2 separate regions of the Homo sapiens genome follow, and region 2 is linked to region 1. Evidence: chromatin loops called from intact Hi-C (ENCODE). Cell type or tissue: gastrocnemius medialis. All regions are shown on one strand. Links, peaks and the distances in the headings refer to the core of each region. The heading gives the core; the rest is flanking DNA. Region 1 overlaps KIF16B (kinesin family member 16B). Region 2 overlaps KIF16B (kinesin family member 16B).

Region 1 (6,401 bases), core at 908-5,907:
GAGATCAGTCAAGAACGAAGGGCAGTGCGGTCCAGTGCATGGATGTTCAGCGAGAGCAGGAGTCTACCATACTATCTGAGAACATCCAATTGTGCTATAGAGGATGGATGCAGCTAATTAGTGTTAAATACAGCCAGTAAATAAGCAAGAAGCTTATGAGGTATAGGCAAATCTCATAGGATCTGTCAAAACAGATCTAGGATAGTAAGCAAGTAGCCTGTGAGGTACAACAAAATTCCTAAGGTGTGCAAGCTGTGTTAAATACAGGCCACAGGTTGATAAACTGTAAGACATGCCAAAGATAGAATAATTTTAAAAAACCAAACATGATGGAACAGATGAGAATGTTACTTAGGGACGGAAAGGGAGGGAAATGCTGCCTCATGATATGCACCCTCTGGGATGACAGCTAAGTCTCCCCTGAACTGACCAGCCTTGATGACAACCAGCCTGGTCCCATCCTGGTACCATATGTGCTCTACTGGAGAAGTACAGGTGAAACCCAGGACTGCTCACAGCAGGTGGCTGGCTGGGTGTGCCTGTGCCTGCTTCCTTTCATGGAGAAGGTGCACTGGCTCTGGGCACCCTTTGTCTGCCATGGCCCCTCGTCTAAAACTTCACTCTGGTCCTTTTAAGCACATAGTAAGTACGAAAGGCTGAGATGACAGAGAGGGGACAGATGAACTAGTTGTGACCAGGGGTCAGATAGAACACCCGGCCCACCTGCTAGCCCACCATCAGGGTGCCACCTACCCCTCCTTCCTCTACATCTCTGTGTGCTTTTGAATGCTCTGTGAGCCTTTCTGTACGGTGCAGTTGGACTCTGAGCATCCCTGGAGGCCACCATGTCATCAAGGTGATTTTCTCCATGACAGGAAATCCCAAGGTCTATGGCCAAGTGGAGGGCACACACCTGCCCTAAGAGGAGCTGCTGTTTTGCCCTACGAGTGCTGCCTTGCAGGAATGTTGGCCCTAGTTCCTGCTTTTACTGACTTTTCACAGGATCTTGGCAAATCTGGGTTTCTATGTCAGGTCTCCCAAGTTTTAAATACTGACAATTCATGCAAAATTTAAAAAATCTGTTCAGGCCAACAAAACCCCATATCCTCCACCACCAGTTTGCACCTGCTGCCTCGGGTTAATATTGTTCCACGACTTTGTCAGTCCCTGGCCCCACGGTGCCTGCCATGTGGTTCTTCAGTTGTAAAAACAAGATCCAATTTGAACTGCTGCCCTGCAGTTCTGCAATTTAGCATGTCTCACTTCAGGGTCTTTTAAGTTCAGGGAGGACTCAGCAGATGAGATCTCTTGGCCCTAAGTGTCTAGGGCCAGACTGACTGAAATTAGAAGGGGGAGCTCACAGACCTAAGTTCACACAATGGAAAGGAGAATGGCTGCCACTGACTGGGGTACTTGATAATTATTAGCAGATGGTCGACAAGTTTTCCCTGGAACACTTCCGTGAGGTTATACATCCTCGTTATCATTCATTACTCATGTTTTCTCTGCTTCTCCCTCCTTCTCAGGCCACTGATCAGGAGTCAGAGCAGAATGAGACAAGAGGAGACTGTTACTATGGCACCTAAACAAAACCCAGATGATTAAAATCAGGAAAGCTTTTGTCCTGGACATCATGTGTGTGACCTAAGTTGTCTGTGTGTAGTTCTGCATTTCTTGGGTCTCTAAGTGGACAAAAGTGATACTGGTCAATGGGGCTGATGCCCTGCAGCCATGTGAGAAAAGGCGGGCACCTCGGAGCGTAGCCGGAATGCAGAAGGCTCCTTAGAGGAGATGACAATGGGACACGTGCTTCTAAGAGCAAGGGGCTGGAGGGTGCCCGGCAGCCAGGACAATGTCCAGAGGGTGGGCAGGGGGCATAGAGGTCTACCTCTCTGTTAAGGAAAGCCAAGACAAAACAGATGTACCCTGCGGGTGCTGAACTCAGCCCAGAGCCAGGACATGGGTATACTGGAGCGCTGGAGGGTGGTGCTGAGAAGGCGGGAGGGAAGGTGGGGAGGAGGGAAGATGGGAGGCTTTGGCATGCTTGGACTCGGACACAATCAAGAAGCTCGACTTGCCCACACTCTCCCTGCATGACTAAGAGCCACCAGCCACATCACGAGGATGAGCAAGGGGCAGAATGGCTCATCAGTGACTGACTCCATCAGTGCGGATGGAGCATGAGGAGCTGGGTGGGGGCGGGGGGGAAGTTTACAAAGGGCACACGGTCACTCAGTCATCACCGAAGCGCCAGACAGGCTGTGCCTAATGAGAGCACCTGTGGCCAGGCTAGCATGCATCACACTGCTGGGTGATCCACTGGGTGACTGGTACCAGTCAGGCACGGGGTGGGCACTGGGGGGGGGTCTGTGTCATACAAGACTGACAAGGGCCCTGGGAGCTTGTACCCACAGGGGAAGATCAGCAAACAAGACAATGACTGAAAATAACCAGACTGAAAGCAACACGACTGTGAGCTGTGACCTTGGTTGTGAAAGAAGGGGAGTACCCCTGGTGACAGGATGGAGAACAGGGCAGGGGGCACTACTGCAGATGACCACTCAGAAAAAAGATGAGACAACAAACTCTTCTGCCGATTACTTCCAGATTTTACAAGAATAGAAACTCTCGGGAAACAAAATATTAAAAAATAAACACACCAGTGTTGGCTTATTTCTTTATGTTACCGTGTTGACATGTAAGTTAAAATGCAAGGGATTTCAAACAATGCTGGAAACACCAGCTTATTTCTATGACATGAGTGTGATAGTCTCTGCTCGTCTTAACCATCAATTTCCCAGGCCCGTGTTTTGTGCTATGCTGAAATGTGATTTCAAAATTAAATTTTACCCACTCTGGTCCTAACTAACTGAAAATGGCAAGCATAATGCAGCGTAACTGATGCCACGTGTCAGTGACTGAGAGGCATGCGAAGCGGGGTTGTAAGATGACTGCTGTCATCCGGTTAATGGCATTACTTGTGGCAGGTGCAGCTGAGCGCAGGCACAAATTTTGCAGCTTCATTCTGCTGACCAGCAGGTGACACACAGCAATTTTCAGCCTAGAACGTGCTGTTCTCAGAGAGAAGCCAGACTGGCACTGCTTCAGCTTTCCCCACCCCATCTCTATCTCTGCCACCAGTCAGCAGGACATGCATCTGCAGACACAGTCCCAGACGGATGTGCTACTAGGACCCGCAGGAAGGTACAGCTTCAAGGGTAACAGGAATTGATACTCTGACCCAGGGTCTCCTGGGAGGAGTAAAACAAAGTGGGGAGAGGGGCGACACCAAAATGATAACCTTTTGTATCATCAGGTAAGAATATTAAAACAAACACCAACAGGAAAGAAATGAATACACAAATTGTGACATATCCATACAGTGGGATGCTATTAATATAAAGAAACAAATTACTGTTATACTCAGCTACATGGGTAAATCTCCAAAACATTACATTAAAGGAATGCAGCCAGGTACAGAAGATAAATGCCGTTGGATCCCCTCTCCATGGTTTGCTAGAGCAGACACGACTAATCTGTAGGTGCAGAGGGCAGATCAGTGCTTGCCTTGGTGCCAGAACATGGGCACTGACTGCAAACGGCCACCAGAAACTTCTGGAGGGCCTGCAAAGTTCCAAGTCCTGACCAGAGGGCTAGTTACACGGGTGTATACATATGTCAACACTCATCCAACTACACTTAAAATGTGTGCTTTCACTGTATATAAATTACGCCTCAACAGAGTTAATCTTAAAAAACTAAATGAGATCAAACAACAAAAACCTGTCTACTTATATATCCTCAGTTATTTCATAAAAGAGTTGTTTTTAATGCCCCCAAATAAAGCAGGTATAGAAGACAGTCCTTTTGAATTAAATAGATTTTGGTTTAATGAAAAACTCTATTATTCTCATTTTAAAGACCAGTGGTGGAAACCTCCTCATGGCCCAGCAGGGGTCAGAAGATGAGCATCTGGGAACCCCCGTTGACTTTCTGCCCTCCCTTGAAATCACACGCCCTGTGTCGTCCCTGGAACATTCCCTTAACAGGCTCCTGACTACTTCACGTGGCAATGGGCAGACCAAATTGGAGCTCCCACACTGGGGATTAAAATGAAAATGGCCAGGAAGAAGCAATGATTTCAATGACTAATGAGTCCTACCTAAAAAAAGGTTGGCAGAAGAGCGCAGGAAGCAGAGCGGGTGAGGAGGGCGAGGGGAAGATGACAAAGGAGAACCTGGGCAGCTACACCCCTGGCGTGTTGTCTCCCTCCTGGGGCCCCTCAGGCCTCAACACCAAGTGGGCCCTGGTGTGGTCACACAAATCAGCTGGGACCCTAAATAAGCTGGCAGTGACACCAGCAAGCTATACAGCAAACAGGGGTCTTATACCAGGGGGTGTCAGACCCTGCCCTGCTGGTCACAGAGGGCACAGCGTCTCACTGTGTGTACTCAGGACCATCATGCGGGATAACGAAAAACAAAAACTGATTTTTTAAAAGAGAAGCAGCAAAGATTTTTCTAAATTATAAAGTGTAATAATATATCTATGTATGTACATTGATGTTAAATCTCCCTTCAAAAAAGCTTAAAACTGAAGAGAATAGTCTCTTTTAAAAATAATACTTTTTACCTTAGCCTCCTTAAATAGCCACTGGTTCACCAAGAGAAGAATTTAGTAGTAGCCAAAATATTACCATATATTACCATAAGCATGACTATTTGTTCTAGAAAACAGGGCCTACGCATGAAATGTCCAAATGACTGAGAGAAAAGGTCAGCAATCTAAATTTTAAATTCCAAATGCTGAGGGCAAGCAAACAACCAAAAAGAAAAAAAATCCCAACAAAATCCAAAACTCTCATAAAAACATAATTGTACATCAAAAGTCATTAAGGGGACCTCACAGTAAACTCTCACTCATCCCATTTTTATTTTTATTTCTTTTTAATAACAAACACTTATCCAACACTTAGTATGTGGCAGGCACTGTTTCAAGCACTTTACACATACAAACTCATCCACTCCTCATACCAACCCAATGAGGGGGGGGTTTATGATTCCCATTTGACAGGTGAGGCACAGTGAGGCTGTGTGACCTGCTGAGGTTGCCTGGAGATGGCAGGATATGAGGATTGTGGGGGCAGGGGGAGGGTATGCTATTTAGCAGCTACCTCTTTGCCTGGATCGAGGCTGTTTTTGTTGTTTTGTTCTGGGGAAGGCCTGTATATTCACATCATGTCTGTTTCTCATACTACCCCATGACAAGGTATCCATATGGGGTGGAAGGCTTCCACACACCTACCTGTCAAGGTATCAGGAGGCCCTGCCTAAACGGAGAACTAGACATTCTCCAAGTTGGTGCTAACACATTCCTGGTGCTCATAATTATAGCACCTAGGGACGAACAGAAAAAGGAAGCGGAACAATGACACGCTTCAGAACTTGCTTTGAGAAATGCAAAGAAAGCAGAGCTCTGTGGATTTGGATTTTATGTATCCTGAAGTGATCACCTAGATTCCATAAGGCCTCATAGAATTTTCTGTATTTGGTTTCTCTAACTTGCATGGGCAGTAGCATCTTCACAATTTTGGCCAAATCTGCACACCACCTGATTATTATTTGCTTGTAATTTTTATTTAAATCAATGCAGTTTTTAAAATATTAAATATCTTTTTATCTGAGTTCTATACATGAAATTGATTTAACAGTTATATTTTATTAACACATTTATCTGTTAAAGTAAAATAAATCCGTGTACCAACTAAAATCATTGCATGTACCTCACTGCTGTTGAGTTCTATGTGCTGGGGAATTCTAATTCTGAACTAATGGAAGCCAGTCTTCACTCTCTAATTAAAAAACACAGTCATGATGCAAACACAACTTCCGAAATTGTTTTTATATTCATGTATAATCACATATATGTACAAATGGAATTCTACACACACACACACACACACACACACACACACACAATTTAGAATGGTTGAGAACAAATGAAAAAGAAATTGACCAGGAGATAGATATTAGGTCAGGGGCAGTGGGAAGTAGTGGATCAAGGACATAGCGTAACATTTAAATAAGAACCCACATAATTGGATAAGCAAAGTTAAGAATAACAGCAAAGGCTGGGCGCGGTGGCTCATGCCTGTAATCCTAGCACTTTGGGAGGCCAAGGCAGGTGGATCACGAGCTCAGGAGGTGGAGACCATCCTGGCTAACACAGTGCAAACCCTGTCTCTACTAAAAACACAAAAAGTCAGCCGGACGTGGTGGCACATGCCTGTAATCCCAGCTACTCGGGAAGCTGAGGTAGGAGAATCTCTTGAACCCGGGAGGCGGAGGTTGCAGTGAGCTGAGATCGCGCCACTGCACTCCAGCCTGGGCAACAGAGTGAGA
Region 2 (6,401 bases), core at 758-5,757, 68 kb before region 1:
TTTTAATTATCAGGGAGATAAAATTGTGACCATTTTATGTTATTAAAAAGTTTCTGTTTTAATAGGGCTCATGACTATAACTGCAGCCTACTGCTTATTTCATGTGCAATATATCACCTCATCCATATCATTCTAATGATTTTTCCGGCCATCTCATTGTTGTGAGGTCCTCTTTATTTTACAAAATTTTAACATAAATCTATAATTTAATTTAAAGTTACTGAAATTACTAAAATTGAAATGTTCTTTAAAAATATAATGGAACTTTATCCACCTTTCCATAGTGACATATTAACAGAGAAAGGAGTTCAGTGGCATTCCTCATTCTCAGAAGTCATTAACCACGGTGGCGGCTTAAAGACAAGTATCAGTCTAGTAAGACTTAGAGGTCTCATTTAACTCGCAGTACTTGGAAAATGCATCATCCACTGATGGGCCCTGAAGATGGATCAGGCCTGAATGGAGCTACTCAGGGATGTTTCTAGACCTGAAAGAGTTCAGGTCACCCCTGGCTATGTATCACGCATCGACCCAGTGTGGTCAATATGATCCATCCAGTCAAGTCTTCCCAATTCTAAACTCCCATAAATTCAAGTCTAAATACCTCTTGTTGGCTTTTTAGGAATCCTAAAGTTTGGCTACACTGGGTCAAATAGGCTGGGTTCCCTTTCCAACATGCTCCCAAATGTGCTCCACACTCCAAGGAAATCAGGACAGCTTGGTTTGGGTAACTCATCCATCCAGCGCAGTCACTGCACACGTGTTCTCCAAGAAGCAGTAAGCCAGGCCTGGGTATTGAGCTGAATGAAACAGACACGGTGCCTCCCCTCCTCCCCTCACAGGTGCATGCTGGCTGGCACCATCCTCCACTGCTCAGAGTCTCTCCTTGTTCCCATGGGTGCTTTGCTCCCATCATCTAGATCCTTCTCATCTTCCAAGGACTGGTTCAAGGTGTGCTGTGTACTGACTCCCTTCTCTTCAGACTTCATTCATGCACCCAATAAGTACTTACTGAAAGCTTTCTACACACCAGTGTTGGGCTAGGTGCTGGGCATTCTTTTTTTTCTTTTTCTGTTTCTTTTTTTTTTTTTTTTTGAGACAGAGTCTCACTCTGTCACTCAGGCTGGAGTGCAGTGGCATGATCTCAGCTCACTGCAACCTCCGCCTCCCAGGTTCAAGCAATCCTCCTGCCTCGGCCTCCTGAGTAGCTGGGACTAAAGGCATGTGCCACCATGCCTGGCTAATTTTTGTATTTTTTAGTAGAGATGGGGTTTCACCATGCTGGTCAGGCTGGCCTCGAACCCCTGACCTCAGCTGATATGCCCGCCTCAGCCTCCCAAAGTGCTGGGATTACAGGCATGAGCCATCGCGCCTGACGGTGCTGGGCATTCAACAGCTAATACTACTCAGTTCTTGTGCCAAGTAACACAGTCCTGCCTGCCTGGGAGACAAATAGGTAAAGGAGTAATTACAATTAAAATATGACTATGAGAGAACTGCAATGAGGTGACTTGGGACCCCAGGGGAAAGGAAAGGCTGTATGCCTAGTCCTGGGAATTGGTTACTTTTATGCCAAGACCCATAGGGTGATGAGAATCAAGCAGGTGAAGACATTGGAGAAAGATACTGGAGGAAGCCTGTTCTGGGCAGAGCAGGAAGCAGGTACCAAGCCTAGCAGCTGGGAGGCAGGGCTTTGGGGCATCACCAATTGTCTAGCGTGACTAGACCAGGCCCACAGGCACAGAGCATTCAGCAGATAGGACAGACTCCTGGGAACAGGACTGCTCCTGGACCTGGGCTCTGCCAGTCCCCATGCTGGGGGCCCTACACAGTTGGGTGGTGGCACTGTGCGCTGGTGGTGGTATCTCTTCTCTATGGTGAAGTCCTGCCAGGCCTTCAGGAAGTCTCTTCCAGCTGCCATACACAATCGTTGGTCAAATGATGCTTATGATGCCAGAGGACTTTCACGAGTCTCCAAATGTTAATCCCCAACTTCTACTGAAGTCTACCACTTGCCCGAAGGTACTTGAAACCACCATAAAACGTCATTGGAACCTCCAGTGTGAGACTTTCATTGTGTTCATTGCAGCAAGTTTGGTGTGCCGACACTTGCATACCTTTTCCCAGCCTCTGTCAGTCTAACTCAGGGCAGGGCAAGCTTTTTCTATAAAAGGATGGATGGTATACTTTGGGCTTTGTAGGCAAAGAGGCGAAATTAAGGATATTATGTAGGTGTTTATGTAATAAGAGAGAAAATTCCGGCTCCACCCCATCCTGTTTTCCTGGGGTGGGCTACCCAGGGTGGAAGGCGCATTTTGCACCCAGTGCTGGGCAGGCCACTGTCATGGTCAGTTTCACGCTCTGCCTGGTGGTGCCAATCCTAGTGTGCCTCCCTCTTTGCACAGAGCCTGGCAATCTCAACTGGGGCAGCTGACCAGAGGCAAGACAACTTCCCAGACTGAGACTCTACTGCTTGGTGACTGGCAGTTGCCAACAAGTCCCCAGTGTGTAGGCGGTGACCAGCACAGGCCCTGGGGAGCAGCGAGCCGTGGCTGCCAGCTGAGTGCCAGGAAAACAGGCAGTGAGCCCGCCAGGTCTCCATGGATCACAGGTCTAGCAAATTCAGGCCATGCTCACAGACAGTATGAAAACAGGTGGCAAGGTGGGTGTGACCTGAGGGCCTATATCAGTTTTCTACAGCTGCACAACAAATTACCACAAACGTTGTGGCTGGAAGCAACACCTATTCATTAGCTCATGGTTCTGTGGGTCAGAAGTCCTGCCACAGTGCAGGTAGCCTCTGCTTATGGTCTCATGGGTTGAAACGAAGGTGTTAAAAAGGCTGGGCTCCTATCTGGAAGCCCTGGGGAAGAACCACTTCCAAACTCCTTCAGGTTGTTGGCCAAATACGGCATTCTGTAATCACAGGACTGGGGTCCTGCCTGAGGTTCCCTTGCTGACTCTCAGCAAGGGGCTGCTCTCAGTTCCTAAAGACCACCTACATTCAGTGGCACCCAGCCTCCACCACATTTGAAGCCAGCCATCAGATTCCCTTCACGCTTCTGCGAAAGTTGTAAGATTCCAAAGACAGTAACTTGTGTCAAACCCTGGCAAGCGGAGCTGGGGAAGGCCATGAAGAGAGGGCTCGCATGCTTGATCTGCCTGATCACGGGAACTATCACAAGACATGAGTCACACCAGGACAGCCACTGGGACAAGAACAGCTAGCTAATTACACAGGAACACCTGCCTGGCACACTGTTTTGCAAGCCAATCTAAAACTGTAAGGACCTAATTGTACCTCCAAGATTACAGGTCCTACCTGGCAACTACTGATACTTGCCACTCAGAACTTGCCAGCCCTTGCAAGCTGCCACCAGCACCATAAGCTTTCTTTCAAAACAACTTGCAAACCCTTCTCCTTCCCCAGTAAGCCTCAACCTTTTACTTTTTTTCCTGGACGTTGCCAGAGGCCACCCTGGTCTGCATGTATGTCCCGGATTGCAATCCTCTCTCTTGCATATTATCCCAAATGAAACAATTTTTACTTTCACTCTCTCTTTTTTCACACTGACACTTCAAATCTCCGCTTCCTCTTCTGTTACCAGGCAGAAAAACTCTGCTTTTATGGGGCTCACATGATTAGATTAAGCACACAGGGACACTCTCCCTTTCGCCATGTCGTGTAGCACAATCACAGTTCCTCACGAGCTCAAAGAGGGGAGGATTACAACGGCACCGGGGGGTCATTCTTAGAATTCTCCCTACTACAGAACTGTAGTTTGCCAATCCCTGGTCTAAACTGTAACCCAGAATATAATAAAACATATGGCAGAAAAACAGGCCACAGCACAGTAGATGCCACCTGGCAGAGAACACACCAACTCAAGAGGGACCACGCATGCACACTGGCTGGGAACACCCACGGTCCAGGCCTGAGACTCAGGGTGAGCACGCGCCCTCCCACCTCCCGCACTCACACCCACAGGCTTGTGCTGTGCCCAGTACGAAGCATCCCAGAGCAGCACCATCTTCTGGAGCTTTCTGAGAGGACGGAAGTGTCTGTTATCTGTGCTGTCCATTATGCTAGCCATGTGGCTACTGAGCACTTAAAATGTGGCTGGTGAGACTGAGAAACTAAATTTTTAAAATTTTACCTTGATTTTACCTTAATCTTCATCTTACTTTAAAATTAAATAGCAACATGTGACTGGTGGCTACTGTACTGGATAGCACAGTTCTACACTAAGATTCTGGAGTAACCATGCCTTCAAATGTGTGAGTTCTGAGCATAGAGTATGCATTAATATTCCTGTTTTTAAAATTTATTTTTAAAATGTGTAATACTTTACTGACTGAAAATGCCATACACACAGATATTTATGAGTTGAAAGGGAACTTTTCATTGTTTGTACATGCATGTGTACATGTCTTCGCTACAATGAAAAGGATTCCTTCCAATTCACCTGTGTTTTCCCAAATCTCCAGTGCATCCAAAAAAATTTATTGTTATTAGTTTTTTTGCGTATCTTTCTATGGCATTTTAATGCCTACATAAACAAGTACAAATATAGACACCCAGCCAGGTGCAGTGGCTCACATCTCTAATCCCAGCACTTTGGGAGGCTGAGGTAGGTGGATCACTTGAGACCAGGAGTTTCAGACCAGCCTGGGCAACATGCTGAAATCTTGTCTCTACAAAAAATACAAAAATATTAACCAGATGTGGTGGTGCACCTGTAGTTCCAGCTACTTGGAAGGCTGAGGTGGGAGGATCACCTGAGTCCAGTAGGTTGAGGCTGCAGTTGAGCCATGATCATGCCACTGCACTCCAGTCTGGGTGAGAGTGAGACCCTGTCTCAAAAAAACAAAACAAAACAAACAAAAAGCACCAAACCCCCAAACCCCACAAACACAGATGCCTCCATTTCAACTTACACAAGCAGGTACATAAGCAACATACTCTTCTGCACCTCACTTTGTTCACTTAACAACTTACACTAAAGACCTCTCCAGAAGTACATAGTTTCTCATTCTGAAATTGGTTGTACTAGCTCATTATTAATGAACACGTAGGCTGTTCTAATCCTTTGCAGTCCTGCAAGTAGGTAAACTATACATGGTCGATAATTTTTCACTACTTTAGTCGAATGATGTATCCCCAGAACTTAACACAGTGTCTCGTACACAGTAGGTACTCAGTCAATATTTGTTGAATGAAATAATGAAGAATGAAGATTATTACAAATAGCACTGTAATAAACAATCTTATATACAAGCAAGTGTATCACTTTACCCATAGGGTAAATTCCTAAAATGGAATTGCTGGGTCGAAGGGTATGTGCCTTTTAAATTTTGATAGATATTGCCAAATTGTTTTCCGTGGGCACTGTACAATTTATACTCTCTCCAGCAGTGTTGGAGAGTAGACATCCAACATTTCCGTCTGAGTACTCCAGAGTCTGAAAAAATCTTTGAAAGGTAACCTAGTCCTTTCTCTTATCCTCATAAAATCACAATGTTGTTGTAGCTGAGGAATCTTAGCTAGATCCTTTGAACTACAGCTGAGAGAGGTTGGATTAGAATTCTAGTATCCTTAAACATCGTCATCTTTCTCCTATACTTATTCATCTCTCTGGGCAGAATCATATCACAATTGAGATTCCTAATGTCCAGAATTCCCAGAATCATTTAAAAATAACCTTAGTCTAAGAGTGGAATCCATTTCTGCCCAATACAAACTTCCAACTAACCAGTACAAGGTCAAGCAGAGGTGAAGATGGTCATAAACAGGCAGCTGGCTGGGACAGTGGTACGTGTGATATTTGCTGTACTGGTGGCCCCAATGAACCACATCATGCTTCGTGGGATTCACACCCTGTGTGGCTCTCTTCGTTAAACCTAGGTGGGGTTTGTGACTTGTTTTAGCCAATAGAATGCACTGGCACTAATGCCATGGGTGACTTGAGAGCCCCAGCTGAGCCTAGTCCTTAGTGGAGTCATGATCAAAATGCAGGCCCATAAGTGGCGTGTCTTGATACCACCTGGAGTATATAAACCATCCAGCTGGGCCCTGCCCAAATTTTCCAGAACCAAATAATGATAAGCAATAAAATGGTGGTTGTTTTTAAGGTGCCAAGTTTTAGGGCAGTTCATTATACAATGATAGATAACCAAAATATATGGGTTTGGGAATAAGGTAAAATATGAGGGAATAAATGAAATTAGTCAAAGCAGAATGAAAAAAGTTTCTTTGGTTTCTATTTATAATTTATGACTAAACATAAATTAAAGTCCAATTCTACTTCATGCCAATCTCTCTTCCAATTCTTTTAATATTTCTAATGAATAATTCTTAGCAGGTATTTCTTTGCTATGAGCTACTTTTGCTATACTAAGTT

The links. A loop is a pair of places that touch in the nucleus more often than their neighbours do. Peaks named below come from ENCODE experiments on the same cell type or tissue, not always from the same donor. Only the 100,000 strongest peaks of a DNase experiment are listed, where the experiment ranks them.
Region 2: it touches region 1 in a loop (4-fold over the local background); 1 of 110 quality-filtered maps calls a loop at or near these places.

What each region holds. Positions count from the first base shown.
Region 1 is chr20:16,348,536-16,354,936 of GRCh38, forward strand. All of the region lies in intron 23 of KIF16B (kinesin family member 16B), which reads right to left. Among named protein-coding and RNA genes, the nearest start is that of KIF16B, 220 kb to the right of the region's middle. In gastrocnemius medialis, for the core only: no CTCF peak of the experiment used is centred there; DNase peaks (open chromatin) are centred at 1,186, 2,176, 3,036 and 4,036; H3K27ac peaks cover 4,070 bases.
Region 2 is chr20:16,280,955-16,287,355 of GRCh38, forward strand. The region is part of intron 25 of KIF16B (kinesin family member 16B); the gene reads right to left. Among named protein-coding and RNA genes, the nearest start is that of KIF16B, 290 kb to the right of the region's middle. In gastrocnemius medialis, for the core only: no CTCF peak of the experiment used is centred there; DNase peaks (open chromatin) are centred at 2,647 and 3,227; H3K27ac peaks cover 2,967 bases.